Linked DNA regions of Homo sapiens: all the other regions are linked to region 3. The links are chromatin loops, found by intact Hi-C in ENCODE. Cell type or tissue: PC-9. All regions are shown on one strand. Links, peaks and the distances in the headings refer to the core of each region. The heading gives the core; the rest is flanking DNA.

The links. Hi-C counts contacts between places; a loop is a spot of excess contacts. Peaks named below come from ENCODE experiments on the same cell type or tissue, not always from the same donor. Only the 100,000 strongest peaks of a DNase experiment are listed, where the experiment ranks them.
Region 1: it touches region 3 in a loop (1.9-fold over the local background); 2 of 110 quality-filtered maps call a loop at or near these places.
Region 2: a loop joins it to region 3, with 2.1 times the contacts of the local background. A loop is called at or near these places in 9 of 110 quality-filtered maps.
Region 4: it touches region 3 in a loop (4-fold over the local background); 3 of 110 quality-filtered maps call a loop at or near these places.
Region 5: it touches region 3 in a loop (10-fold over the local background); 6 of 110 quality-filtered maps call a loop at or near these places.

Annotation. Positions count from the first base shown.
Region 1 is chr12:88,372,232-88,378,629 of GRCh38, forward strand. No RefSeq gene overlaps it. Among named protein-coding and RNA genes, the nearest start is that of KITLG, 210 kb to the right of the region's middle. In PC-9, for the core only: no CTCF peak of the experiment used is centred there; no DNase peak of the experiment used is centred there.
Region 2 is chr12:88,243,934-88,250,331 of GRCh38, forward strand. No RefSeq gene overlaps it. Among named protein-coding and RNA genes, the nearest start is that of TMTC3, 100 kb to the left of the region's middle. RefSeq lists an enhancer at 1-374 and a silencer at 4,806-5,006. In PC-9, for the core only: no CTCF peak of the experiment used is centred there; a DNase peak (open chromatin) is centred at 3,478.
Region 3 is chr12:88,296,076-88,302,473 of GRCh38, forward strand. No RefSeq gene overlaps it. Among named protein-coding and RNA genes, the nearest start is that of TMTC3, 160 kb to the left of the region's middle. In PC-9, for the core only: no CTCF peak of the experiment used is centred there; DNase peaks (open chromatin) are centred at 2,786 and 3,726; H3K4me3 peaks cover 1,103 bases; H3K27ac peaks cover 3,681 bases.
Region 4 is chr12:88,549,793-88,556,190 of GRCh38, forward strand. All of the region lies in intron 1 of KITLG (KIT ligand), which reads right to left. Among named protein-coding and RNA genes, the nearest start is that of KITLG, 27 kb to the right of the region's middle. In PC-9, for the core only: no CTCF peak of the experiment used is centred there; DNase peaks (open chromatin) are centred at 3,179 and 4,719.
Region 5 is chr12:88,150,969-88,157,366 of GRCh38, forward strand. TMTC3 (transmembrane O-mannosyltransferase targeting cadherins 3) reads left to right here. Exons shown (of 14, transcript NM_181783.4): 3 at 2,323-2,541; 4 at 3,320-3,419. Among named protein-coding and RNA genes, the nearest start is that of TMTC3, 12 kb to the left of the region's middle. In PC-9, for the core only: a CTCF peak has its summit at 3,191 (motif pointing right); no DNase peak of the experiment used is centred there.

The sequences.
Region 1 (6,398 bases), core at 710-5,709, 76 kb after region 3:
ACCCCTTTTTTTCCACCCCTGAATACTTCAACTTCTCTCCCAGCCTAACTTTCTCAGTGAATGCCTCTGTCATGGACCTCATTGCAGTGAATGGCAGTATCATTGGCCAAATAAAAATATGGAAATCATTTTTCTCCTAACCAACTCACCCAACCCTGGTGCTAGGTCAATTTTATCTCCAGAGCATATGTTTCCATCTCCCTGATCACTACCATAGTCCAAGTCTTTATCACCTCTTGATTATACCACTACAGGAGTGTCCAAATTTGCCCTCTGAGAAGGCCAACTCACTTGCCCTCTTAAACTTCTTCCTTTTCATTCTTCTCACAGCAACCAGAATGATCATTTTAAACCATTTCTCTAATCACATTACTTCTCTGCTTAAAATTCTTTAAAATCTTCTTCTTGTACAGAGAATAAAGACCAAAATGTTTAGCATGACTTGTAAGTCCCTGCAAAATTCAGACTTTGTGTAATTTTCACCTACATCCCATGCCACTGTGCCCCTTGTTCACTGTTCTCTAGTTACATTGATCTCTGTCTGTTAAGGTCTTCGGCGTGCCAAGCTCCTTCCTGCCACAGCTCTTGCCTCTACTGGCACATCTTTCTCCCTCACTCTACATCACTGGTGCCATTGCATCCTTAGATATCCATGGGTGCCACCTCCTATTCTAAAGCATGTCCTCCTCCTTAATCTCTCCCATGATCTCCTCTTCTTTTCTTTCAAAGCACTAATATAAGCTATTTACTTGTTACTTATATTTTTTCTATTAACCTTAAGCACAATGAAAGTAGGAGACATGGCTGGTTTGTTTATTACTATCCCCTAACAATGAGGATACATCTTGAAAAATGTGTCTTTAGGTGATTTCATCATTGTGTGACATCATAGAATGAACAGTATTTACACAAACCTAGATGATATAGCCTATTACACAGCTAGGGTTTGTGGTATAGCCTATTGCTTCTAGGCCATAAACCTGTACAGCATATTACTGTACTTCATACTGTAGGCAAGCGTAACACATTGGTAAGTATTTGTTACTGTGTGTGTGTATACATATACATACATATATATATATATACACATACATATATATATACACATATATATACACATACATATATATATGAGACAAAAGGGGGCCAAACTCATCCTTTTATAAGGAATTCACCTTTGTGATTAAAAAACTCATATATATATATATATATATACACACACACACAAATATATATGTACACACACGAAGACATATATGTACACACACAAATATGTGGTATTATAATCTTATAGAACCACCGTCACATATGTGGTCCATTGTTGACTGAAACATTGTTTTGTGGTGCATGATTGTATATAGCCAGCACCATATAGCATGCCTAATACATAGTAAGTACTCAATAAGTAATTTTGAATGAGTAAACAGATGAATATGTAGACAAATAAATCAAGTAAAATCTTACTTCGTGATATCAAGTATGCAAGGAATATCACATTTCCATGTATTGAGTAAAATCTGTTGCTGAGATCTCAATTCATTCTGTAGAGTGAGGAAATTCAAACTCATATTTTTTGGAGGAGGACTCTCCTCTCTAGAGGCACATCAGGACTGTGGAGGCTTATGCAGTGCCCATAAAATAAGGAAAAGGCTCTCATCTTCGTCTCTTAATTTAATTAACCCATTTATGGCTAGTGTTCCATTATTGCAATGCTAAGCTTGTGAGAGCTATTTATAGCCTACTGCTCAAGGTCATGGCCAAGGTCTGATTTTTTACACACACACAAAAATTGCAACCTCTCATATAAATGGGTAAAGAGGTTTTTACTGTCATGCTGCCTAGCCCCTTAAAGAGAGGCTGCTCTGCTTCTCTCAGGTGATGCTTGAGCAAATAAATCTTTGCTAATTGAGGCCATGAGCCTCAATGTCTAAGATCCACCCTTTTCTTGGATTCACAGCCACTTCTTTCTAAAGCTTGCCATTTCCCAGGACACTGCCAAGGGCCAGGGCTCAGATCTCTCTCTTTGTCCTTGTTGTCATATTCTGAGCTGTAAGCTTTGGCTATAAGTGTACATTTGAGTTCAGCTGATGCAAAGTATAACATGTAACAATATCTAGATGAGATTTGTTAATTTATGCTTTTGCCAAAGATAACAAATTATTGTAAATGATGAAGCCAACTTTGCGGAATTAGAATTATTGACATTTTACTATACTGTTAATGGAAACATAAATGTTTACAGACTACTATAATTAACAAGTAACAGAGGTCTGATATAACATCTAATCCCACTCCACTAAGGGATTTTGTGAAAACTCTTGTTTGGATAAAGAAATTCTCCCTCCGTATCTCTCTCTCTAAATTCTACAGACTCTTCTCTGTGTCTTTCTTAGTCTGTTTTGTGCTGATATAACAGAATATCACAGACTGGATAATTTAAAATGAGCATAAATTTATTCACTCATAGTTCTGGAGGCTGGGAAGCCCAAGAGCAGGGGGCCAGTGTCTGGTGAGGGTCTTCTTGCTACATCATCTCATGGAAGAATAGCAAAGAGAGGGAAAAAATGAGAGACAAAAGAGGGCCAAACTCATCCTTTTATCAGGAATTCACTCCTGTGATTAAAAAAACTCACTCCCATAATAATGGCATTAATTTATTCATGAGACAGAGCCCTCATAGCCTAATCACCTTTTAAAGTCCTCACCTCTCAACACTGCCACATGGGGGAATCAAGTTTCCAACACGTGAACTTTGGAAGACACAGTCAAACCAGAGCATACTTCCCCGGCCCCTGAAATTTATGTCCTTCTCACATGCAAAATACACTCAATTCATTCCAATAGCTCCCCAAATCTTAACTCATTCCAGCATCAGCTCAACAGTTCAAAATCTAAAATCTCATCTAAATCAGATATGAGACTCAAGACACAATTCATCTTGAGGCAAATGTCCCTCAAGCTGTAAACCTGTGAAATCAAAACAAGTTATCTACATCTAAAATACAGTGACCCCCACCCCCTTATTCTTGGAGGATACTTTCCAAGACCTCCAGTTGATGCCTATACATATTATGTTTTTCCTATAAATACATATATACGATAAAGTTTAATTTATAAATCAGACAGTGAGAGATTAACAATTATAACAATAAAATAGACTATAACAATATACTGTAATAAAAGTTATGTCAATAGGGTGTCTCTCTCTATCTCTCTCAAGATCTTATTACATTGTCCTCACCTATTTTTGTACCATGAGTAACTGAAACTGCATGAAGCATAACCAGGGATTAGGGGAGACTCTATTATGCAATGGTGGGACAGGCATAAAATAGACATTCTCATTCCAAAAGAAATAAATAAACAAGAAAAAAGAGGTACCTGATCCCAGTGAGTCTAAAATCCAACAGGATGAACAACATTAAATCTTGTCTCAGGAATAATCTTCCTTGACTCCATGTACCACTTTCTGGACACATTGTTGTAGGAATTGGGTCCTAAAGACCTTGGGAAACCCTGTCTCTGTGGTCTTGCTGGGTGTAGCAACAGTTCTTATGAGTTGCAGTTGAGTGCCTGCAGCTGTCTCCGACTGGTTTTGCATGCTGATAGCACTATAGTTTTTGAGTATCGTGGGTGGCCCCACTCGCATGGCTCCACTAGGAATTGCCCTGGTGGGCACTCTCTGTAGTGGCTACAACTTTTGCATCAAGTTTCTGCCTGGGGACCCAGTTGTTTACAACATCCTTTGAAATCTAGGTGGAGAGACCCACGCTCACCCAGCTTCTGCATTCTTCATACCTGCAGAATTAGCACCACGTGGACATCACTGGTTTACAGCTTAAGCCTTCCAGAAAAGCAGAACAAGCCACACCTGGGGCCATTTGAGTCACAGCTGAGGTAGTCAAGGAACTTGTGCCAGAATATGTGGAGCAGAGTCCTGAGGTGGCTCTGGGCAGTGAGCTCATGGTGGGCAACCAGGATATAAGCCCTGAAGCATCTTGCTCTCCTAGAGCTCTGTGCCTGTGATAGGAGGGACAGCCTTGAAGTTCTCTAAAATGCCTTTGGAATCTTCCTCCCATTATCTTAATAAATAGCACCTGGCTTTCTTCTGTCCATGCTAATCCTTTTAATCACAGGATTGCTTGGCTGCACCCTTGTATGTGTTCTTTTTCTCTACATGGCCAGGCTGAGAATTTTCCAGATTTTTACATTTTGCTTTCCTTTTTTTTTTTGAGATGGAGTCTTGCTCTGTCACCCAGGCTGGAGTGCAGTGGTGTGATCTCAGCTCACTGCAAGCTCTGCCTCCCAGGTTCACGCCATTCTCCTGCCTCAGCCTCCTGAGTAGCTGGGACTACAGGTGCCTTGCTTTCCTTTTAATTATTAATTATGTGTTTAAATAATTTCTCTCCACTATCATCTTACTGAATGCAGCTAAAATAAGCCACATAGCTCCTTCAATATTTTGCTTAGAAATTTCTTCTGCCAGATATTCTAGTTCATTGCTCTTAAATTCTGTCTTCCATAAAGCCCTAGGACACAATTCAGCCAAGTCCTTTCTAACTTTGTAATAAGGATGTCCTTGATTCCAGTGTCCGATAAAATATTCCTCAATCCTGTCTGAGACTTCATTGGAATGACATTTACTGTCCATATTTCTAATAGCATTCTGACCATGACCATTTAAATAATTTCTAAGAAGTTCTATACTTCCCCTACAATTCTCTTCTTCAGACTCTTCACTAGGATTGTCCTTAAAGCTCTGTTCACAGCAATACAGGCTTTTCCCAGACTGCTCCTCCAAACTCTTCTAGCCTCTGCTTATTATACAGTTCCAAAGCCGTGTCTACATTTTCAGGTATTTGTTTAGCAATACCCTACTTCTCTGGTATGAATTTTCTGTCTTACTCTGTTTCATACTGCTATACTAAATACCACAGTTCGGGTAATTTATAATAAACATAAATTTATTGGCTAACAATTGTATAGACTTGGAAGTCCAAAATTAGGGGCTGGCAGCTGGTGAGGACCTTCTTGCTGCATCCTCCCATGACAGAAAGTGGAAAGGGCAAAGAGAGGGCAACAGAGAGAGAGAGAGACAAAAAAAGGCCAAACTTTTTTTTTTTTTTTAATAAGGAATCCACTCCTACAATAATGAACCCACTCCCACAATATCAGCATACATTCATGCAAAGCCGTCATGGCCTAAACACCTCTCAAAACGGCTGCATTGAGGATCAAGTTTCTGACATGTGAACTTTGGGGGACACATTCAAACCATAGAAATGCCTCAACACATTTTGTATTTAAATTGTCATTTCTTTATATCAAGACCCTTAAGAGGCGTTACAAATTTTAAAAAAGAGGGCCTATCAATTGGTTATTTCATTTTTTCTAAGAAAATACATTTTAATTTTATAATGCTTGAAAAATACCAAAAGATATAAAGAAGAAATTAACAATCACCCATAATCCTACCCTCAGCAATAACCAATGCCATCAAATCTTTATTATGACAGCTTAATCTCACCTGCTGTGTGAAATGCTTTCAGTCAATTACCCATTAACTAGGAATGATCTTGTCATCTGAATATGTAGAATTTTGCTACTTTATGACCCTTTCTGAGCACCTTCTGATCACTGCCTCTAATTTCTACTTGACCTTAGGTAGTGGACTGGATTCTATCTCAAGTCCTTTTGGAGAGGAGACCAGCTTTTAGTTTAATTTTCACCAATAAAAGGACTTCCTATTGGAGAATATCAAATATGTCTTCATACTTCATCATCAATATTATTAAATACTGCTTCTGACTATAATAGTTACATGACTATTTAACCATTTTATCTCTACTGTCATGTAGGCTGTCACTTTAAATATAGAATTATAGTCATAATAAAGCAATTCTGCACATCAACATGTATACTAAGTGGCTCAAAGTCCTGAGTATGTAACTCTAAGTGGCTCTGATGTTGCCATCTACTTCAATTGCCACAGTCACAGAGCTCAAGAAGTAATTTACTTATTCTCTGAAAGAATGATTATAGTAGTTGTCAGATGTATTTGTGAAATATTTGAAACTTTTCATCTTCTGGGTTCAGGATAGGAGGGCACTTTCTCCCCATTTTTGAACCTAGGAACAGGCATGTGACTTGTTTTGGCCAGTGAAATGTAAACCGACATACGCCACTTTCAGGAAGCAATTTTAAAACTTAATGCATGAATTACCACATTGTTTTCTATGATTATAGAGCATGTATTCAGATGGTGGCAGCTCCATCAGTCTGTGTTGCAGAATTAGAGAAACAAACAGAGCCTCCAAATGACCTGCACTGGACATGTAGTGTGAGTGAGAAACACATATTTGTTGTTTAAGCGACTGAAATTGGGATTATTTTTACTA
Region 2 (6,398 bases), core at 766-5,765, 52 kb before region 3:
TAGAAAAATCATATCCTAGCTTCTCAAGCCCCTCCCATATTCTTCCAATTAAGTAGTCATTGCCTGACAATGGGATGAATTACTCCCATTGAGAAAATACACTCCAGAGGCATAGATACAAAGAAGAAGGAAATTCAGCTCGGGGCTAAAGAAATTGGCAGTGCAGTGTCGATGTACTAGTTTCCCAGGACTGCTGCAACCAAGTACCACAAATTTGGATGGCTTTGAAAAACATACATTTATCATCTCACAGTTCTGGAATCTAGAAGTCTGAAATAACATGCCAGCAGACTTTCTTCCTCTGGAAGCACCCGAGAAAGAATCTGTTCCATGCCTCTCTCCTTGCTTCTGGAAGTTGTCGGCAATCCTTTGAGTTACTTGACATGTAGACACATCACTTTAATCATTCACATGGCTGTCTCCCTCTGTGTGTCTGTTTCTGCTCCTGTTATAAAGACACAGTCATATTAGATTAAGAGCTCACACTATTCCCATGTGATATCACCTTAACTAATCATTTGCAACTACCCTATTTGCAAATTAGGCCACATTCTTGAGGTACTGAGAGTTAGGATTTCAATCTGTCTTTTAGGGGGCCACGACTAAAAGTACTATAGTAGCCATGGCCAATTTCTTGAAGACAGAAAATCCAGCCATGTTGTCCAGATTTAAATACTCTGATTCTTCATGATAGTTCCCTTTGTTTACTACCCCATGAATAGAGAAAATGCAAATAGGTTAAAAATATACCAAGAGTTCAAGTAAGTTTTACTGTTAGACAAATCTCAAGCCTTACAAAAAAGAGGCTAAATTTTCTCAAGCTTTAAAATAATCCTCAGGCTCTAGAACCTGAGGTTAAATGAAGTACACTGATAAATAATTACGGGATGCCCTTCGGATATGGTCATAGACAAGAATTGTGTAAACTCAACAGATTGAATTGTCAAAGCAGGTGCACATAAATTATAGATCTTACCTGGTATCAAATTTTATTAATTATTTAAAGGCTACTCACAAACAGCAGGTATAAGCAAAGTCCATAGATTTCAGATTTGCCTACAATAAGAAAAATAGACCAGAAATATCCTACTTTGTAGATAGGAAATCCCTGTGTACAAGGAGATCTGGTGGAAGTCATTCTTTTCCCCTGTTATCTCCACTAGGGAAGAAGTGGTCCACTAAACTGCCATTAACCATTTCCTTCTCAACAATAGAAGTCCTTAGAGAGCAGAACTATATTTCACTCCTAGGTCAAGGAGCCCTTTCTTTCCCTGTCATGCAAGACATTATATGAATTATGTATCAGCAACCACTTTAATGTTGTTTACCTTCCCAAAACAGCAGCTTAAAAGTGTGTATTGAATGTTTTGGGATTTATTAAACACAGTATATAGCATTAGTTCTCTAGGTGAAGAGGAGTTAGAGATGGATCTGACTGAGAGGACTGTACCTCGAATAGCCCTTTTGAACCCAGAACTCTGTGTGGTCAATGAATGAGATTTTTATTTCTCATTATTTCTTTGGGAAAGCGAAGGAGGATGTGTTTTCTGTGGGATGTGACATAAGTTTATTATGTAGACAGATATTTTTGAGGGTTTATGAATGGGAAGATGAAGTAGCCAAATGATTGGACATTTCTTTGGTTGTTTGTGTATTGTTCAACATCAATTCACCCTAATTCCAGTACTGCCATTGTGGATTGATTCAGGGATGCTCTATTGATAGAAACATATAATCCATGGTGATAGAAATAAATATATTCCATCCCCTTGGCTAGTCATTTATAGCCAAGTTCAGGAATTTGAGTGTGACACAATCAATATTAGTAAGGTGTTAGGACAGGCCAGAAAAAGCATCTTGCTCTTTTCCCATTAGATTTGATTAGAGATGATCTAAGTCTGAATTAGAGCAGCCTTCTCCAAATAAAAAAGACACAGAATCTGATAGTAGAGGAACATGATAGATGAACAGAAAAATATCGGTCCAATTGTCTTTGGAATTGGGTATCCTCTCAAATGAAATTGAATAAAATCTACTAGTACATAATTCTTAAAAATTTAAATATATTTTCAGTGGTTTGTAATCCAATAAAAACTTCTTTCAAAGCATCATATTTTTCTGGAGTCCATCTGAGATTAATTAAAGACAGATTAGAATGATAAGATTGCATAATGGGAGGAAATACCAGGGCTGTTATTTTGTATTCTTTTTTTCTTTTTTTTTGAGATGGAGCCTCACTCCATCACCCAGGCTGGAGTGCAGTGGCACAATCTTGGCTCACTGGAACCTCCACCTCCTGGGTTCAAGCAAGTCTCCTGCCTCAGCCTCCAGAGTAGCTGGAATTACAGGTGTAAGCCACCACACCTGGCTAATTTGTGTATTTTTAGTAGAGACAGGGTTTCATCATGTTGGTCAGGCTGGTCTTGAACTCCTGACCTCAAGTGATCCTTCCGCCTTGACCTCCCAAAGTGCTGGGATTACAAGCATGAGCCACTGCTCCCGGCCCTAGATTTTGTATTCTGTTTTGAATATATACAAAAAGTAATGTGCTTTAAAAAGTCTACCTGATTAATGTGCTTCAAAAGGTCTACATGATTCTTCTCCTGGCTGACCTCCTACCTCTCCCCTCCTCATCCATTTCGCTCCAGCTCAATCAGCCTCCTTGCTGAACTCCCACCTCAGGGGAACTTTGCCCCTCCCAGCCTTTCTTCCTCAATGCTGTTCTCTCAGGTATCCACATGAGTTCCTAAACTCATTTAGATTTCTTTTCAAACAAAATCAAACATCAACTGCAATTTAAAAATTTAAGGAAATCATAAGGGTAAAATGCTGAAAAGGTAACAATTACCTATAGGTAAGAACATGATGCTAGATGGATAACCAGGTTTTCTTTAAAAAAAAAAAAAACTTACTAAAAATGAAAAAGGAAATAGATTAATGGTCGTAAAGGCCATGTCTTCAAGTCCAATATATATGGTTCTGCCTTCCCAGAATTGATGTACTTAGTGTTGGCACATAGTGTGGCAATTGTGGTGGGTTGTGGAGATTTTGGAGAGTGGAATAAAGGATTGTAATTCTGCAAAATGTATTTTAAAAGTAATTCTCCCCTCTGTATGGTGCTTTTTTCTTTTTAGGGTGTTTACTCTTCATCATTATTTCTTTGTTCTTATCTTTCTTCCAAGATAGTTTACATACGTGATCGCATCTAAACACTCCTGAGGTCTTTGAAAGTCTTGAACAGCCAAGTATGAGCAAGGTATAGTTCAGAGGACAGGGTCATTATTTTAAAGCATAGCTGGCATGATGAGGCATAGAAGTATAAGCCTGAGTTTCCACACAGAGGCCAGTGGGAAAAGAGCCCAAAGGAGCCCTCATGCCTATAAGCAGAAAAAGGCAAAGAAGGCCTTGAGACTTTTAGTGTAGTCTGGGTCAAAGATGTACTGGAGTCAGAGATAACTTGACAATGACTCAGCGAAAAGAAATCCAGACTTCTTTACTGTGGCTTGGCAAGTTGGCCAAATTAAATATTTGGTGAAATAGAGAAATTGATTTAATAAAACCACAGTTGTTAAATGAAAAAACATTAAGCCACTTATATGTAGAGTTTATTGCATTTTCCAGTCTCAGAAGATCTGGAACGTGAAGATGACTATGTTGTTGCTAACACTAAGAACTGTGCCACTCCATATTCCCTTGAATTCTTACAATAAACTTCCATCACTGAAGGTACATTGGAAGTTTTACATCCATGTTTGTGTATGTGCACTTACATGTCATCATGAATAGCCTGACTAGGACACATACTGAAAATTTATTAGTAATAAACAGTTTGTAAGGGACCACAGATCTTTATATGTTTCAGAAACCTAGGTGACAGAATTGTAAGAATTGTATCTTTTAATCTATGATAACTATATTCATTATTCAGAAAGTTGTTTGCTAAATATATTTTAATTAAGAAAATATTTATTTAAATAATAATAATTACTATTCACTGACCAACAGTATTCGAGGAGCTCTAAGTATATTTTCTCATTGGATCCTCACATCTAAAGAGATATAATTTTAATTTCCTTTTTCGAAATGACAAAATTGATGTTTAGAGAGTTAAAGGAAAAGTTTTAAGAATACAACTCATGGCAAATTCAGGATTTGAAGTTAGATGTAACTGACTCTGAAGTCTGTTCATTCCACTAGCCTGCTCTCTCTCATTATATGTTGTCAGTTTATTGGTGAACCCTCATTATCTTTAAAGAAATACTTATTTGCATAATAATAACAGCTATCATATACTGAGCACCAACTACAAGGTATTGTGTTAGGCTAAGTTCTTGTCATACTGCCTTCACAGCATAGAAATAGGTATGTAAATGAATAAATGCAATAATATCTGAAAGAATACGTTTATTTAAACAGTTGATCCCATAGGAAAAGTAGATTTAAGGAATACATTTCATAGTCACTTTCACATGCTCATTGGGTGGAATGACAAATGAAATGGCAGAGATTATTTACATTATTTCTCTTTCTCTCTTTAAGCATACAAATTAATTGAAGTAACTATAATGTGACTAGAATGGAATGCCAATGTGCTGCACACATGCACAAAAGTATTTATCTTTTTTGCACTGAAAAGAGTCACTTTTTAGTGCAATGTCCACAGTGTTCTTTTATAACGGGGTGGTAACAGCCCTTTAAACTTCTTATTTAATCCTCAGAATATCCCTATATGTAAGTAGTTCTATTAGTTCTATTTTACAGGTGAAGAGGTTAACACATGCCCAAAATGTGCACCTGCATAATAAACCCTCTTTATAAAAGTAGCAAGCTAGATGTCAGTAAATAAATTCATGAGTCATTTCAGTATCTTCCCCAGTTGTTATGAGTTCCTCTAGTACTATGATTGTGGTAGGCTAAATAATGGCTCCCAAAAGATGTCCACATACTAATTCCTGGAATTTGTGAATATGTTACCTTATATCAGGAGTCCCCAACCTCCAGGGAACCTGTTTAGGAACCAGGCAGCACAGCAGGAGGTGAGCAGTGGGCAAGTGAGTGAAGCTTCATCTGTATTTATAGCTGCTCCCCATTGCTTGCATTACTGCCTGAGCTCCACCTTCTGTCAGGTCAGCAGAGGCATTAGATTCTCATAGGAGCACAAAACGCTATTGTGACCCATGCATGCAAGGGATCTAGGTTGCATGATCCTTATGAGACTATAACGCCTGATGATCTGTCACGGTGTCTCATCACCCCCAGATGGGACTGTCTAGTAGTAGAAAACAAGCTCAGGACTCCCACTGTATCTACATTATGGTGAGTTATATAATTATTTCATTACATATTACAATATAATAATAATGGAAATAAAGTGCACAATATATGTAATGCACTTGAGTCATCCGGAAGCTATCCCCCCAACCCGTCTGTGGAAAAATTGTCTTCCATGAAACCAGTTCCTGGTGCCAAAAAGGTTGGGGAGCACTGCCTTATGTGGCAAAAAGGACTTTACTGATGTGATTAAGTTAGAAATTGTGAAAAGGGAAGATTGTCCTAGACTATACAGGTGGGCCAAATGTAATCACAAGGATCTTTATGAGACCCACACACACACAGATTGAGAGAGAGAGAGAAGGAGATAGAGACAGAGAGAGAGAAGGAGACAGGAATGTCAGAAGCAGAAAGGAAACTGACAGTGAAAGAGGTTGTTACGTGCTTTTAAGATGGAGGAAGGGGGCATGAGTCAAGGAATGCAGTGGCCTTCAGAAGCTGGAAAAGGAAAGGAAACATTTCTAAGTCCTCCAGAAAAAATATAGCCCTAGGAATTGCTTGACTTTATATTTCTGATCTTTAGAACAGTTAAGAGAATACATTTGTTGTAGGATACTAAATTTGTGAGAATTTATTACAGCAGCAATAGGAAATTTACAATAATTTTGTCCTATTTACCTAGGGAATAAATAGAACCAGGGTTCGAAATCCAGGTCTGTTTCATTCCGAGTCCATTTCTTTTCAAACATGAAGCATTTTTCCTGTTTATATTATCAGTCTCTCTTGGGTAGTCTGTATAAATATTGACAAATTTAAATGTTCAATTCCTCTTCTCAAAAATCTATTAGCAAACACATTTGCTTTGTGTTATGTGTCAAGTGATGTCATTTAAGTGTTTTTGTTTTTAAAGATCCAACAAGAGGACAAGATTCCAATCTTACAGGCTATACCGAAGAGTAATGGCATAAGACTATGAAACACTTGCCCTTTGACACTGAAATTAATGCGCTTGATATAAAGATGGGTGAGACTAGCCATTAGTAGATAAAAACTAGATTTAATATGTTGCTAATGGCATATTGCTATTAGACCAAGGTGTTTTCAGAATCTAACAAAAAGTAAATGAT
Region 3 (6,398 bases), core at 596-5,595:
CTGGGGCGGGTGGATCACCTGAGGTCAGGAGTTCGAGACCAGCCTGATCAACATGGTGAAACCCTGTTTCTACTAAAAATACAAAAAATTAGCTGAGCATGGTGGCGCATGCCTGTAATCCCAGGTACTCGGGAGGCTGCGGCAGAAGAATCGCCTGAACCTGGGAGGCAGAGGTTGTAGTGAGTCGAGATCGTGCCATTGTACTACAGCCTGGGCAACAAGAGCCAAACTCCATCTCGAAAAAAAAAAAAAAATTTAATAATGTGAGAAAAAAGAACGCAAACTCTGATAACATAGGTGGGAGAAAAGAAATTGTTTATAAAATTACATATCAATATTTAAAATTTACATACATACATGTAAAATATACACATATATGTATGTATTTATTCCCTCATCTTTTTAGAGATTTGACAAAAATTGTACATATTTAAGATGTACAATGTAGTATTTTGATACAATGTATGGTGATTATCACAATCAAGATAATTAACATATCCATCAATTCATACAGTTACTATTGTGTATTTGTGTGTTTGTGTGTGTGTGTGTGTATGGTGAGAGCACTTAAAACCTACTCTCTTAGCAAATACCAAGTATATAATTCATTATTAAATACATTATTACATTATTATTATTAACTATAATCACCATGCTGTACAACTAATCTCATTTTATCTTATAATTAACAGTGCGTACCTTGACCTTGTTTGATTTGGGTCAAAGGGTACAAACACATTTTTTATAGAAAACATACCATAATTTTAGCCATGTTTATTATGAGTATTATTTCCTTCTTCACACTTTTCAATTTTTTCCAAATAATAAACATTAGAAAAACAATGAATATTATCGCAAAGCTAAATGACTATCTAAATCAGCATTCATTGGTTTCCTTTCTTGATTGCATACTGCTCCTCACACTGCAGGCATTCAGTGAATTTTGGTGAATTGTGAGGAATACTGGGGCCGTTGGCTTGTTGAGAACTTCTTAAAACTTTCAGCCATTCTATTCCTATAAATTCTCTGGTGAGTTGATTTGAAAATTTTTGACATACTTAATTTTTTTTTTCATATTTCCAAGATAGGGCACCAGAATATCATTGTTGGCTTTACCTATCTGTTCTTCCCCTTTAAATAAAAAACACTAAACTGCTTCCTGTCATCTGAGAGATGAAACTTCAGGATAACTAGTAGTGTAGACAGACAGACAGACTATCTGCCAATTTCTTTTTTTTTTTTTTTTTTTTTTTTTTTTGAGACAGAGTCTCACTCTGTCGTCCAGGCTGGAGTGCAGTGGCGCGATTTTGGCTCACTGCTACCTCCGCCTCCCGGGTTCAAGCAGTTCTCCTGCCTCAGCCTCCCGAGTAGCTGGAATTATAGGCGCGTGCCACCATACCCGGCTAATTTTTGTATTTTTAGTAGAGATGGGGTTTCACCATGTTGATCAGGCTGGTCTCAAACTCCTGCCTCATGATCCGCCTGCCTCGGACTTCCAAAGTGCTGGGATTACAGGCGTGAGCCACTGCGCCTGGTGACTATCTGCCAATTCTTAAGTAAAACATATCTTTTTGACTTTTACATATCCAAATGGGATATTTTGAGTTGGCCTTCCAGTGTCTGTTCATTTTCTTTTTCTATGTTTATTTCTCAGCTATACCACCCATCCCATACAGCTTTCATTTTGGGTATCCATATCAGAGTATAGATGCTCCTTGACTTATGTTGCGGTTATGTCCTGATAAACTCATTGCAAGTTGAAAATATATAAGATGAAAATGCATCGAATACACCTAACCTAGCAAACATCATAATTTAGCCTACCCTACCTTAAATGTGTTCAGAACACTTATATTGGCCTACATTTGGGCAAAATCATATAACATCAAGCCTATTTTCTAATAAAGTGTTGAATATCTCCTGTAATTTATTGAATAGTTCACTGAAAGTGAAAAACAGAATGGTTGTATAAGTATTGGAAGTCTAGTTTCTCCTGAATGTGTATTGCTTTTGAACCACCATAAAGTAAAAAAAAAAAAAATCATTTAATTCAGGGACTGTCTGTAGTTCATTAAGAAGGTTAATGTATCTAAATACAGTCTATCCAGGCTTATCTTCATGGGACTTGGTTATCTTTGTTTTTCATATGAAGAGGTATAATTGGCCAGTTTCCTGTAAAGCTGAAAAAGCCCAGTATCTCTTGAAATAAAATACTTTGCTTTTGTACAGTGTAAGTTGATTAAATTGTTGCCTTTTTTCCCTATGTATCTTTCTTATAAACTTGCTTTGTTAAAAATGTTAATTTTTTCACATTTTCCTTGTATTTTTCATTTTGAGTTTCTTTTACAAGGCTTCTCTTTATTGACAGTATATTTACTTAACTCTTTTTGTTGATCAGCACAAGTCATTTTGGGAAGCTGCCCATTATAGAGGGCAGCTAAGCACACTCTTCAAATTAATACAAAAATCTGTGGCCAAGTGAATATTTGATGTAAATGTGAAATTCTTCATGCTTGCCAATGAAAATCTGTCTTTTTAATCAAACTACTTTTCTTCTTGGTTAATAGAATCATAATAGTAAACTCCTTTCATTTTTTTTCTCAGTCTCCTCGATTTGAATGTTGTTACCTTATTATTCTTTATCTCATGATTTTCTTTTGTTTCTTAAATGTCAGAATATACCTGTAATTCCAGTTCCCTGGTGTGGCTGGCAGCCTCTAACAGAACTCTCAATGATTTCTGTTTCCTGGAGTTCCCCTCCTTTTGAGTGTGGGTTGAATTTAGTGACTCACTTCTAATGAATAGAATGTGGCAGAAGTAAGTGATGAGATGTCACTTACAAGATTAGGATAAAAAGACATTGTGGCTTCTGTCCTGGCACCCTCTTGCTCTCTCACTTGCTCACTCTAAGAAAAGCCAACTAGCATGGAGATTTTTTTCATAGCTTCCCTAAGAAGATAATCATTTAACAAGGGACAGGCGAGGCTTCTAGCCAACAGCCAGTAAAGAGCTGAGGTCATCAGTTCAATACCCCATGAGAAACTGAATCCTATCAACAACCATGTGAGGGAGCTAGGAAATATTTCCCCTCTCAGCTGAGCCTTCAAATGCGACCATAGTGTCAGTTGACACCATCGCTACAACCTCATGTAAGCGTACTTGCATTCCTGATCCACAGAGTGAGATAATAAATGGAATGAGATAATAAATGTGTGAGTTTTTTGAGACAATTCTGAAATAAAATATTATGAATCAATAGATAACTAAAACACTTTGCCACATATATTTTCTGATATTCATGTATAAGGGAAGTTTTACAAGTATATTACTATGATCATTTCACCTTACAAATGGGAAAGATTTGAAAATTACAAGATGTTGGAATGTAAGTTCAGAAGATACCATTTTGAGTAAAAGATATAGATATGATTGTGCATTGTCCAGCAAGTAATTGCTGAAAATTTCTAATTCCTAATGAAAACATTGAACCAACAAGATGTAGACTTCCTGCACCTAATGAGCTAAATATGGAAATGCATGAGTCAATGGGAAATCAGCTCTCACTTCTTATGAAGTAACCCTGAGAAATGTGAAGCAAAGAAAATATGATGGCTGTTTCTATCAACACGAGCTTAAAGAGGGTGGAAAGAACTCTAATACTGAAACCTAGTCATAGGTCAAGGCTGCAGAATTCGCCCCATTTCCATTTTGCTGATTCATATCAGTCAGATATGACTATGCCACTTGATTTTGTCATAGAGCAAACCCAACAGTGGTTAAGCCACGTTCCAAGAATAATTTAACACTATCTCCTTCTACCCCCACAAACACATGCACTGACCACGTGGTCATCCCCCTGCAGTAATATGTACTGGAGCAATGACTCAGCTCACAGTTCTACCCTATAGCTATGTTTGTGCCACTACCACCTCCTGCCTCAAAGAAACTCTTGCCAGGGTGATTTACCAAGGATAAAGATGTCTAATTTAAGTTGGACCAACCCAATTCTCTTTCTTGGAAATTTGAAACTAGAAGAGAGCCACATGGAGAATGAAGGTAATTGAAGCTAGGATAGCTAATATTGATACTTCAGAGAACATCCAAGAGCTTCTTTCTGATGCCAAAGACCCAGAACAGCCTTTGTCCCTAGCCTTTGTCAAAGTAGAATGATGGCTCCAAGCCTTTCACTTCTTAGTAATGTGTTGTCTTAGTAATCTAATCTTAGTAAGTGTTATCTTAGTAATCTAATCAATGTAACTTTCTTACATTAGAGTAATTTTTGGTTGTTTAACAGGTAGGCCAGACCTACTATTATTTATCCCCTACGTCCGTATCAAATAGGCTTCTGCTTGAAGATCTTGGCTGACACAAGACTCTAATTTAGTTTTCCCACACAGATAAGGTAATAAAATAAAGACAAATGAATTGATTTTATTGTTAAATGAGTCATGAATTTTGATGAGCTTGGATCTTGACAACAAGTATAGAATTTAAGATGTGGAAAAATATTCTTGGAAGGCAAGGTCATCAGATCCGGAGTCCATTCTAAATCCCAGTGGAACTCTGTGACTGCTTAATGCATAAGACACAGTTGGGTTCAGATCTTTATAATGTTCCACACTGACTTCCTGACTGTCTCAAGTAGCTATTTCACGGTCTCTTAAGAGGTAACCTGTATCACCAATTTTTTATTAAACCTGTGGATTTTGCATCAGAAAAGTTATTCTGATTAATTTGGGGCCATTTAGAAGAGCAAAACAGTATTTTAGTAAAATGTTACCTTCAACAAGTATGTTATTGTAATTTAGTCATTGGGAAGATTAATTCGTCTTCTTTAGAAAATATTGCAGCCTAACACAATGATTAAAAGCATGAGATTTAGTAATTTCAAACCTTAACTCTCCCAGAGTTTGGCTGCTCCTTCATTTTAGAGGGATTAGTTCAGGTCATCCTGGCAGGTTCCCATATCAGTGTTGTGCTCTTAGGTTCATAGTTTTGTTTTATGGATAAATATTTACTTATGTCTGTTTGGCTAACTTTGCTTTGTGGCTGAGCAGTTGTTTCTTACTAGTTGTGAAACTAGATTGGGTTAAATTAAAATGACATGGCCATTTCATTTCTCCTTCCACTTTTGCCATTATGTGGGAGGGGAAACAACTCCAGGCATTTATTCAACAAATATTTATTCAGCCTTTACTATGTACCAGAAACTGGGGATAAAGTTGTTAACAAAAACATTATGGTTCCTGACCTCACCGAGCTGATGGTCTAAGAAATCCAAAATGGTGACCCACATTACTCCTGAAACTCATTCAAATTGCAAAAGATCCTATCTCCAAGTAAAGAATTTTTAGGAGTATTCCTTACTTTCTTCCCAAACAGCATCTTACTCTTAATTAGGGAAGCTATATGCCAAAGCTGAGCCCCTTCCTTTTATTTTGAGGAAGTATTATTGTAATTGGTAAATATGTTTCAGATTCTTTAGTAAGGGATTTTGGTGATTTACTAATTTACTTATGAATGAAGATTCCTTTATTATTTTCTGTTGCTCTTATTATTTTGTTTAGTGTGCTATGTAAACATGCAGTCATATCATAATCTTTCCTAGAAGTCTAATTTGATTCAAGTTTGCACATTTAAAAAGCCAATGACAAACTCTACCCCCTAATCTTTGTCATCTATATAGGTCTTATTTCAACTGTTGTTCAGGAATGATCCAAACAAATTCAGAAGCAGATTTAAATGTTATAGGTAAGCTTATTTTTTTAAATCAAACTTAAAAAAATTGAAATGTCCTCATGGGTTTTACACCCAAATACATAATAAACATATGTTTTTAAAATATTAGATAATGACAAAAATAAACAATTTTAAAATACTATTGTTAATCCTATCATACAAAAATGACCAGTATTAACACTCTGATGTATATTTCTGAAATTTTTAATAGACATACACACACATAAAGACATATACATTCTTGCTCTCTCCTTTTAATTTAAATAATTAAAAGTCTTTAATACTGTAAAACTACTTTACAACTGCTTTAATCATAGAACTTCTAAACATATACATATACATAAACATATTTAGATTTCAAAAAGCATAGATTTACAGCATCATTTTAATGGCGCATCATACTCCATTTAATGTTATAATGTATTTGCTCATTTCCGCTTACATTTAGTTTACCTTCAGTTTTTGGTTCTTAGGAGCTCTCAGGTACTCCCTAGCTCCTTGCAAGACTTGATCTTGGTTACAAATTTTTCGTCTATTTATGCCTTTAAAATACTTAATAGAAACTCATTTTGCTCATGAGTATTTGATTAAGCATGCATACAATTAGAAATAATTACACATCAGTATTATGTCATGAAGTAACATTGGTTTTGTACTTT
Region 4 (6,398 bases), core at 440-5,439, 250 kb after region 3:
AAAGTATAAAAAAGAACAAAGAACTGCGCATGCTATGGTGTTCTAACCTTAAGGGATCTGACAGAAGAGTGAGAACCCACAAAAGAGTCCAAGAGAGCAAAGCAAAAAGATCATGGAAGGAAGCCAAGACTTTAAAAAAGTACTTTAAGGAAAATAGGGTCAAACTATGTCAAATGCCAGTTATAGGCCGAGTAAGATAAGGACTGATAACTGACCACTGGTTTGGCAACATTAAGGTCACTGGTAATATTAACAAGAGCAGTTTTATTGAAGTGGTATGGGAAAAAGCCAGTCTACAGTGGGTTTTAGAAAGCAGGAGATGAGATTAACCAGAAACAGTGAGTATGAACAGCTGTTTTGAAGAGTTTTCCTTCAAAGGAGAGCAACTGGATAAACAAACACATAAATAAATAAAACCAAGATGGGGAAGTAGCTGGCAAGAAATTGGGGGTGAAGAGAGTTTTATTTGTAAGAAGGTTGAAATACCAGAATGAGTGTATGCCTATGGGAATGATCCAGTAGGAGGAAGCAATTGGCAATATAGGTCAGAAGAGAGGGGACTGCTTGGGCAACAGCCTTGAGCAGGAAAGAAGGGGTGAGATTCAGTTCTCAAGTAGGAAGTGTGGCTTTAAATAGGAGTATAGGTAGTTCAATGCTATCAGGCAGAGCGCTGGAATGTGAATGCAGATGCTGGTTGTGTTTTGGGAACAATTCCATGAATAGAGCTAAAAGTTACTGAACATTTACTATACACCAAGCATCTTGGATATCTAATAAGGAAAAAAATAACTTTCATATATCCTAATTTTAAAGATGAAGGAGTTGAGGTACAGGGAGGTTTGGTGACTTCTGAGTGGTGAAATCAGTAAGCCCAGGTCTGTCCAATTCTAACTCCTGTCCTTTTAGCCCCTCTACACTGTCCCAGAACTCCTGCAAATCTGTTAGATGGTTTGTGAGAACTGTGATGCGATAGCAGATCTCTAAAACTTTAATACTTTTGCAAATATCAAGCATATGGAGACAAGTCTGTTCCATATTCCATGCCACAGCTGAATAGTCTATATTATTCAAGTCATCATAATTTTTAATATATGTCCTTTGATAGTTCCTTAAAATATATCAACACAGACTGCTATAATAATTGAAGAATGATTTGATCAGGGCAACATAAATTTTTTTTGCATCAGTTAAATTCAAATATCTTACAAAGACACAGTTTTGTTCATTTTGTAAAAATCCACTGGGTCAATGCTAAAATTAAATCTATGTTAGCTTATGAACATTCAAATATCTCTGAAAAACCTATATTTCTTAAAGCCCTTTATTTTAAAGCCATTATAAATAAATTCATATTGTAATTTAATTTTGCATATACTTTGCTACCATTAAAAATATCCACCTTTCATAAAATTAAAGAATTCATTCTGGCATAGCTAAACATTAGGACAGGGAGATAATCAAGTTAGAAATATTGAGATTTTTGCCAAGCAGTAATGACACCTCCTTCATCAGTATACTCAGGAGAGAGCTGAAATGCAGAGCTTACTTCTTTATATAAAAAAGAAACTTTTCAGTATTAACTTTTCTACACAGAAGTCTTTCTAATATTGTACACACACTTTGATTTCTTAAACAGTGAATTGAAATATTAAACTTTGCTTTTCTGTGACGGTTCAGGTTCATCAAATAAAAGGAAGACTTTCAAAGTATCTCAGTTATGTAGTTGTAGCTTCCCTTCTCCAAGTGGTTCCAAATTACTGTACTTGTTTGTATAACTTTTAAAAATTTATTTTAGGTTTCATTTGTTTGTTCCTTAGTTTTCCTGTTTCCCCCAGATTGTCAGGTCATTACTTGCAACATATTGTTACTGCTAACATGCCTATTTCTAGTCTCCTGCACTCTTGATGATGAACACAACATGTGTCCCATATGGGAGCTTACAGCAGGAAGTATAATGGCCCCAAAGATGTCCATGTCCTAATTCTTGGAACTTGTGAATACATCACCACACATGGCAAAATGGACTTTCCAGACATGATTACGTTAAGAACTAGAGATGAAGAGACTATCCTAGATTCCCTGGGTCCAATCTAATCCCCATGGTCCTTAAAAATGGAGACTATTTTCCAGCTCTGTTCAGAGAGAGGTGCGATGATGGAAGAAGGGTCGGGGAAATGTGACCTGAAAAGGACTCAACATGTCCTTGCTGGCATTGAAAATAGAGAGAAGGGACCAAGAGTCAAGAAATGTAGGCAGCTTCTAGAAGCTGCAAAAGAGAAAGAAATAGATTCTCCCCTAGAGCCTTTGGAAAGCAACATAGTCCAACTGATACTTTGATGTAAGTGAGCCTTATTTTGAACATTTGATCTTCAAAATTATGATAATTTTTTTTTTTTTTTTTTGACAGAGTCTCTCTCTGTTGCTCAGGCTGGGATGCAGTGGTGCAATCTCGGCTCACTGCAACCTCCGCCTCCCAGATTCAAGTGATTCTCCTGCCTCAGCCTCCCAAGTAGCTGGGATTATAGGTGCCTGCCACCATGGCTGGCCTTTTTCTTTTCTTTTTTTTTTTGTATTTTTGGTAGAGACAGAGTTTCACCATGTTGGCCAGGCTGGTCTTGAACTCCTGAGCTCAGGTAATCCACCCACTTCAGCCTCCCAAAATGCTGAGATTACAGGTATGAGCCACTGCACCCGGCCAGTCACTAAATTTTTGGTAATTTATTACAGCAGCAATAGAAAAATAAAACACAGCTCAATTGAAATACTTTTGGAATGAATGAATGAATGAAAGGTGTAGTGTAGTGATGGTCAAGCTATTCCAAATGAGGAAAGTGAATTGCCTCTGCCAGAATTATTGGCCCGCACCCTTTATTTTAAGCAGAGCAGCTCAGCTTTTTTTGTTGTTTTATTTGTTCATGCCTCTGAGTAAGATTCTGTTTAAACAAAGGTTTCCAAGGGCAAGAAGAAATTAAAAAAAAAAAACGCTTTTGGAAACCATGGGCAGAACATGGATCCAGAAAACCTCTCAGTCCCTTCCCATGTGACTTCAAACAAGTCAGCTAATCTCCCTGAGTATCCATTTATCAGCCTATAAAATGATAGTAAAAATAATTTTTGCCTTACCCATCTCATGAACTAGTAGTAAGAATCAAATGAGAAACTATTCAAACTATGGGTGTTATGCAATTATTTGTTGTGTGGTTTATGGGCTTTGCATCGGCTAGGAAACCAGAAGACAAGTACTTCAAAAATGTTTGAGTAAAACTTTCTGAGAAAAGACTTTATAGAGTAGATCTCCCATATACAAAGAGTATGACCTTTAGCACATGAATATTTTGACACTGACTTTGAGTTCACACACCTTTTTCATTTATTTCTTAGTTCTGAACTGTGTTTAGAGTAGCTTCAGTTAACAGACAACTGACTTCCAATTAAATGACATGTTCCAATATATCAACAAAATATTTATCTTTGTTTTCTCTTCCTCTTCTTCCAATTTCTGGAAACTCTGAGGGAATAGGGTGCCTAAATATGTGGGTGTGCACACACGCTCACACACACCCTAATGGAGATACACTGAAGCAAAATGTCCCTGTGTTTGTGACTTCTGCTCTAAAATGTATCTTTTCAGTTTGGGTAATCATCTATTTTTTTTTTCTGTTAACATTCTCTGCAGCTGTATATGACATTTTTCTTTGGCTACTTTGTTTTATCATTGTACAACTTTTCTCTCTAGGTCAAGCTCATTGTGTGATAACCCCTCATTTCTGGATAGTCTTTCATTGTATAGACACATATCGTCCTGGGTAGTTCTCGATTTTTGTTTTCAGAAACATGCATCAAAAGTGTCCCCCGTTTATTCCCCCACAACACACAAAATTCCAATAATCCTTTCATTGCTAAATGTTGCCTTCAAATCATTTACATGATTAGGAAAAAAAATAATGAGAAATCTGTGTGCACTGTTACAACCAAGGCATGCAGTAGAAACAGTTCTGGTAGAGGGAAGTAATACTGACTAAAATTTATGTTAACATCAGTGACAGATGTGGCTGGTCCTTTTCTGGGAGCAGACAGTAGCAGACAGTACTAGAAAAGTACTTTAAAGAAGTCTGGGGTGGGAGGGATTTACAAGAAGATGAGGTTGAAGACCTCAAAGGCAAAGGTCTTGCTTAATTTTCATTTTTGTTGAGAACAAACATCAGCAGACTCCAGTGGACTATTCACTCAATAACCAATCCCTCCTGAACACAGAGCTTTCCTTACAGTAAAAGGCCACATGCCAGGAAAAGGAGCTACAAACACCCAAAACAAACCATGGACTTAATCTGAACGTGTGTTGCAACACATAAGTCACACTGCAGATTCCTTTCCTTCAGTAGAAATTAAAATGCATGCAGCCTAAGAATATCAGGGGGACATATGCTGTTCAAGAAACCAGAAGATACCAATCCTCTAAACTTGGAAAAACAAAAAAATAAAATACAGAAAAAAAGCCTTTTTTTCTCTATGAATATGAGAAGTGATTTTAAAATATGCATTGTCAGGGTCCATATTACAGACGTCACAAAGTCAAAAAGAGAGTTAAGTGTTTGTGTAGCTCATTTTCTTTATGCACAGACCTACGAAATGGTATTAGAGCTGCCCTGAACAAAACAGCAGCTGCTGCCAAAAACAACATTCATCTTCTCTTTAATCCTGCATACCAGCTATTGAAGCAGGCAGTTCCCTTGTAGCCCAAATGTATTTTGGAAGAGAGCCAACTGGCTCAACTACCCAAAGACAGGAAAGCAAGTTACCAAGATACAGGTATGGTAATTGGTCCTGAGTTCAGGTCTTCTTAACTCATATGAACCATATCTTCCAAAAATAATCTATGTAAACCAACAACAGGATCCTCATTTGGTGAATAACCATTCAGTTCTATATGACTTCTTTTTTCAGATCTTTTTAATTGCTTAAAAATTTACCATTAAACATTATAAGGAAAATACCTAATCATCTTACACAGACTAAAATTCTTCTCTAAGCACTGTTAAGTAATCTTAAAGGGACAACTGAAACATTTAGTAGATTTGTTAGTTTTTGAAACTTAACTACTATCAATAAAACAGATGTTACCAGAGTAACTAATTGAAACTCAGACCAACTTGGAGTCCAAATTGGTGGGTGCCAAAATCTTGTAAAGATACTCTTCTAACTTCCCTTTTGTGAAGAAGTAAGCTAAAAATGTTTTAAAATATGGGTGATCATTAAAATATGTAATGAATATGCTCTTATAACAAAAAAAAACTAGAAAGAAGTTGCTTAATATGAAAAGGCAGACAATGTAATATAATAAGGGAATTTAATGTAACGGGAATTTAAAGATTTCAAGGTATTCAATGCATGAGAAAAATTTGGGGAAATTCACCCTTTAATAATCAGTCCTCGTTCTACATGTAAATACTACTTAAAGTGGAAATAACTCAAAATATATTGACTTCTAAGGGGCTGTGCATAGGACAAGCAGTTTGCAGATATTATTTCCTGTAATCCTCCCATCAACCAGGTAGATATTATTACCCTACTCTGCAGGTGAGCAAAACACAATTCGGGAGAGATTAGGTAACTTCCTTATGGCCACTTTGCTAGGAAATTGCTGGATTGGATATAAACCAAAACCTACACTATCTATGCTGGAAAGAAAAATACTAGGCCAGTTAGATAATAAAACTGACTTCATTTATATTTAATGAACTACTAAATTTTATTTTAAAGGGTCATGTTACAGAAGGCATATAGGTCTCTTTAACTCAATCAGTTTCAAATTGAAATTACATGTCAAGTTATTACCAGGTTGAATAAATGAGTCGAGCAGGTAAATCAAGTTACACTTAGCTATAGCTTAAACAAAAATTTACATAGCTAGAGGGAGGGGAGAAACCCAAAAAATAAAGCGATAAGTTGTTTCTTCTTATAAAAACAAAATTGGGTGCTTTCAGACTTCTAGTAACATTATCCCAGGGGCCACTTCTTCATTTAACAGACATGTATGGAGTATCTAATAAATACATAAGATAAAGACAGAAAGACTATGATCACTGGCCTCAGGAAGCTCAAGCTACTAGAGAACACAGCACAGTGGTGGGAGTCAGAGAGAAAAGGCCCAGCCCCTCCCTCAACTGCCCCCTGCCCCAAGTACAGCTAAACCTGACTTGGGGAGGGGGGCATTTGGGGGACAGGGGCATTTGAGGGAGGGGCTGATAGTTTCTGGGGGGAGAAGCTTCTCCAAAGGTGATCGGGGGCAGCCAACTCAAAGTTAGTGAGGGAGAAGACCCCTGAGAGAGGAAGTAGCAGGTGCCCACAGAAGTGTGGAAACAAGGCATGTTCTTAGAATTCTGTGATTTTTTTACTCC
Region 5 (6,398 bases), core at 706-5,705, 140 kb before region 3:
CTGCTCTATTTATTGATAATTCATTGGATCTCAACCCTGACTGCCGTATTAGAATTTGCCTGGGGCATTTAAAAGAATGAAAACATATTACCAAGGCTCTGTCCAAACCTGTTATTTCAGATAATCTCAGAGTGGGATATAGGTATCAATATTTTTGTCTTATTTTGTGTGTGTGTGTTTAGTTGTTTTGTGTGGGAGGGAGGGTGGGGCTTTTGTTTAAGTCATCCAGGTGATTCTTTGGTATAGCCGTGGCTGAGAGCGAGGGGGCTGTAATGAGCCACCTTCCTCTGGCATTTGGCCTATAAAGTACCTTGTGCTAAGGTAACTTCTGCAAATATTTTATCTCATTATGATTTTGCCATCCCTATATTGAGATTCACATTAACAGGGAACTGTTAGCTTAATCATTCATTACACTGTTGTGTATTTTTATTGCCAACTAATATCATGAGTAATTTTTTCTTTAATATGCCCGAAAGTAATAATGATCTGAATTGTTTTATTCATAATGGCCCTAGGTGTTTTCACAAAGTAAACTTAGTATCTAATAGGCTGATGATGATTTGTCACAGTGGAATCTGAAATAGATCCCTAATGAGTTATGTGAATAATTATGTTAATAATTGGTCTGTCTGTTAGTTGGTCATCACCTATAGTATATGTATGTCTAATAGTCCTAACTGAACAATTATGTATACTGCAATTCAAAATACATATTCCCTTCTACTTTCTGAGTACATCCTTTCACCTAGAATATATGTTCCATTGTAGCCACAGTGACATTTCAGGTACTCGAAGGGTTTCTAGAGTCCTTTTCTACTTTCTAGTACAAATCATGTCAGTTCAGTACAGTGCCTTAAAAATAGCTTTATATGCCTGAGATGAAATTTGAAGGATGTAAAGGAATTAGGCAAGCAGGAAAGAACATTCTAAGTAGATAGTACATTATGGAGTATATAGTCAGTACAGAGATACTAAAATGTTCCTAATTTCAAGATGAGAAAGATTTATTCTTTGTGTTTCCTAATGTTCCCTACTAAGGATGAACAGGCTTAAGTCTACTTGTGTGCCAGAAAGTTACAGCAAAATATGATAGGAAGTAGAAGAGCAAAGAAGCTGAATATGGATGCGTATATTAGTCTGTTTTGCGTTAGTATAAAGGAATACCTGGTAATTTATAAGGAAAATATGTTTATTTGGCATATGGATCTGCACACTGTACAAGCATGGCAACAGCGTCTTCTTGGCTTCTGGTGAGGCCTTGAAAGTTTTACTACCTGTAGAAGGTGAAGGGGGAGCAGGTGTATCACATGGTGAGAGGGGGAGCAAGAGGGAGGAGAGGAGGTTCCAGGCTCTTTTAAGCAACCAGCTTTCACATGAACTCATTACAGTGGGGAAGACACCAAACCATTCATAAAGGACCCAACCCCAATGACCCAAACATCTCCCACCAGGCCCAACCTTCAACATTTCAACCTCCTCATATTTCAGCATGAGATTTGGAGGGGACAAACATCCAAACTATGTCAATGCCCTTTGTATAAAACTACAAAAAATAACTTTATTAATATTTTATATATATTCGAACTGTGTGTTTTATTCTTAAATCTGGTTTGGTTTTGTGTTAGGGAAAGAAGTATTTCTGATTAAATGTAACTTATAATTTAAAAAGAGATTCAGTACTTTACATGAAATTTTATTTATTACCAAAGGAGAATACCACAAGAATGGTGTCTATTTGCATATTCTAAGAAAGTTTTTACTCTTGTATTACTCTCTGTAATTTGGGAATTCCTAGTTTAATATATTCAGATTTACACATTATGGAGATGTTTTTCATAAAACAGCTAGACAGTACCTTTTTGAGTCATCACTATTTTAATTGAACTGGTAAGCATTCTGTTCTTACATTTCCTTTTGAAGATCTAGCCAGTAGTTACATGAACTTTTGTATTGCTGATAGATATGGAGGCAGGCTTTGGAGAGAATCCTGTGCTCTAACTTGACCAATGCCGGCATTGTCTTTTTTTAAAATTGTTATATTGAAGAGGAATTAATTGTCAAATGTCCTTTTACTGTTAGTTCTCTGACCACTGTATATCCAGGAGGAAATTAACCTTGTTTGTGGCCTAAGGAAATAGAAAAACACAGATTATAAAACTGTATTTTATTTTTGTGTTACTCTTACGACATTTCATATTTTATTGTTATTTCTCAGTAAAATGTAGATATTAATATCTTTAATGGTAAATGCAGTGATGAGCTTTTGTACCCTGTTGGACCAAGGTACTTTAATAATCACTGATCGTTTTTTCCTTGTAGGAGAGAAGCCACAAGTCTTACCGTCCCTTAACAGTATTGACATTTCGCTTAAATTATTTGTTAAGTGAACTAAAACCAATGTCATATCATCTCCTGAATATGATTTTTCATGCTGTGGTTAGTGTGATATTTCTCAAAGTATGCAAACTTTTTCTGGACAACAAGAGTAGTGTGATTGCTTCTTTACTTTTTGCAGTGCACCCAATACACACAGAAGCAGTAAGTAAAACTATGAACTGACTTTTTTTCTTTTTCCTTTTTTACAAATCCTGCACAGTGATTATAATGGTATATATTTTTAAGAAAAAAAAAAATTAACCCTGACTTTAATCCAAATATTTGAAGACTCTTAAATTCGTACAGTTAATTCTTAACTTCCTAGTATGCAAAGTATAACTTCCTACTGTGTAAAATTTTTAAATTTAACATTTTTGAAACATAAACATTTTTCATTCAATAATATAAAATCTGTTTAGAAATATATACATGAATACAGTTCTTCGGTCACTTTTTTTAATGAACAAGATTTCTAAGGACTATTTAAAGTTTATTGTCTTTTTAAACTTTATTTTTCAGATTTATTATGAGATGTAACTTTTTGAATTTATGGTGCCTTTGTATATTAAGAACATTCGTATTTTAAGAAAATATGTAAGAAGTACTTAAGTTCTAGATATTCTACCATATTTACGTGGTTACCATTGGAGAAAGCTGGATAAAGAGTACGCAAGATCTCTCTTTACTAGTTTTGAAACTTCCTATAAGTCTTATTATTATTTCAAAATAAATTTAAAAAAGTATAAACTGTTAAGAGTCACTAATAAATGTCTATTTATGTAAGATTCACAAATTCACCACCTGAGGGCACCCAAAGAATGTTTAAGAAACAAATGTGCACTTGAAAAGTTACGGAAATTAAAGTATTTTTACCATTATATATAGTAATTTTTCAAGATATTCTTTATTAATATGAACCCCCTTCATTTTTCCTTTCTAGGTAACAGGAGTTGTTGGAAGAGCAGAACTTTTGTCATCTATCTTTTTTCTAGCAGCTTTTTTGTCATATACCAGATCAAAAGGACCAGACAATTCCATAAGTACATGTCTCACATTTGATTTTTTTTTAATAGTGCTAAAACTTGATTAAGGAATTTTTATTTACTCCAAGTGCTTCTTATAACACATTATATACCACATTTGGGATTTATCTTTATGTATTGTTTTACTTTAGCATATGTGAAAATATGAAATATGTAACATTGCTAGTATTTAGGAAGTTTGTGTATAATTTATATTTTTATCTTGAGCTAATAGATTTTATATGATCTAATTTTAAAAACCAAATAACCTTAGAATAGAAGAGTTTTAGAGTTAGTCCTAGTTCCATCTTCTGTTATCTATTAATGATATAGATTCCAGTATTTCAGTTGTCTTTGGATAAATAACACCTGGTAGACTGTCATATTGTTTAGGTAAGGTTAAAAGCCTCCTAGAATATAACTTTTATTGTGTGTTGATCATAGCTATTTATTGAGCTCCTACCTTGTGACCTACCCTGGAAAGTGCTTCGAATACATTAGCTCATTACTCTTAATGATTCCTGGCATTATCAGAAAACAAGTTCTAGGCAATAAAAATGATTTTTTTCAAGTGTGGGCACAGTGGGCACAAACCTTTAAGTTCTTGGGGAAGGGGCAGATTTTCTCACTGTAGTTCCAAGGTACTCATGACAAGAAGACTAGTTTTATGTGTGGAAACTGAGGTTCAAGAAACACATGATTTAGCCAAACATCTTAAGAGTGTTCTGGATTTGTAATAGTAGGTTTGCCTTTGCTGCTCTGCATAATGCCTTCTTAAAACAATTTGAGTGGCAGCATAGCATAGTACTTAAAAGCATGGACTAAAGAGTCTGGTTTCAAATTCTAGCTCCACTGTTTATTTACTAGTTCCATTCACCGTAACACATCAGGCAAATTAACCTCTCTGTGCTTAACATTTCTTTATCTGTTAAATGTGCATAATAATAGTCCCCTACCTGTGCAGTGCATCATGTAGTAGGAGGTACTTTTGTAACTAATATGGAATTGCAGACCAGTATCCTCTTTAAGTACCATCCTCACCAAAGCCTGAATGGTAAAGTTAGAAAATACTGTGGCCTACAGGATTATAATCAGGCTCTCAATTACCTGTCTAATCATATCTTCTGCCATTCTTGCCCTAGCTGTCTTCACTATAGCTAGATAGACCTTCTTGCTGTTCCCAAACAGGCAGAGCACCCACCTTTATACCTGCATTTCCCATTATTGAATTTTCTTCCCTTAGATCTTTATGTAGTAGTCTCATTTATACACTATTCTATATTATCAGGCCTCAGCTTAAGTATTTCTGTCTTAGAAAAGCCTTCCCTGTTCTAACTGAAATAGCTTTTCACCATATTATATCTTTTGTTCCAAATACTTGTACTTGGTGCTTTTTAATGATTTCTTATTCTTTACAATTCTAATATCTTGCTGTATTTCCTTAAGAATTACTTATTTGGGCTGGGTGCAGTGGTTCACGTCTGTAATCCCAGCACTTTGGGAGGCTGAGGTGGGCGGATCACATTGTCAGGAGTTTGAGACCAGCCTGGGCCATTGTGGTGAAATCCTGTCTCTACTAACAATACAAAAATTAGCCAGGCGTAGTGGCAGGCACCTGCAGTCCCACCTACCCGGAAGAATGAGGCAGGAGAATCGCTTGAACCTGGGAGGCGGAGGTAGCAGTGAGTCGAGATCACGCCACCGCACTCCAGCCTGGGAGACAGAATCCATCTCAAAACAAAAAAAAAGAATTATTTGAAATTCTTGGTCTGTCTCTTTAAGTAATTCTGATTTAGTAGTATATGTTATTATGTTTGTTCTCTCTGTTTTATGATTGTTGTATCCTTCAGATATTGAGTTGTTTTGGCTTGTGAGCTCAAGCACATGTTCTTCTAAAGTTATAAACTACTGTGCCTGTTAAAGGGAAAGGCCAGGGCCACTCTTTGTTCATCCTGTGAGTCTGAAGGGATGAAAGGAATTATAAACCAGGATATAAAGTTCCAGGTTCCGCAGAGCTGCTGTGGATCACTGTTGTTCCTACCAGTGCTACTAGGCACACTCTCTGTTTTCTTTAAGAGAATCAGCATTAAGAGGCCAGTCCACCATCCCTCTGCATTTAAATGGTAGCTCTGTAGAAGTTACTGCCTAGGAGTGATTGGTTGGTTTGTACCTTTTAAAAAATATCTACCTCTTACCCCATCAAGACTTCTGAAGTGCTCTGCTTTTACCTCTGGAACACCCACTAGCCATTGTAGCTGTGGATTTCTGCAGTAACAGAGTAGAGAGTGATCTACCCAAAGCAGTCAGGAGAGGATAAAACAAAAGTTAAAAAAAAAAATTCCCACTCTTGTCTTCTGCCTTAAATGTAATCCCTCATAACACTCACAGAACCACACATGCTTAAAATAACCTCGAAATGCTAAGGTTTTGTGTGTGTGTGTGTTTTTTTTTTTTTTTTTACAAAAAGTGTCTTAGAAACTATTTTTCCCTCTTACTTACCTTTTTCTAGGGTTGATTTTTGGGGAAAGGACCAACAGGTCAAGCTAGTTCACCATTTGAGCGAAACAAAAACAGAGTAATGTTGTTTTCTATACCTTTAACTTGCATTTCTGAAAATACTCATTTCTAACCTGAAAATACATAGTTTACATTTTTCTTTTGTTTATTGCTTTCTCACAATAGAACGTGACCTTCCTTAGGGTAGGTAACTTTTTCTCCATTTTTTGATCTTCATTTCCTAAAATGATTCCTAGTTTACAGTAGGTGTTTAGTATGAGTATATTGAAGAAATAAGTAAGTGAATGAATGTAATGTATTTTAAATTCTAATTGAAAAAATACTGAAATCTACCTTGGACCTCTCTTTATCCTCTTAACCACTGTGATACTTTGTACTCTTAGTAATTTTACCCTTGAAGCCACAGTTTCCACATCATCTTTGTATTCCCTATTGTATCTAGTATACACTGGCCTGTGCAAAGGTTTTCAAGTTGTAATT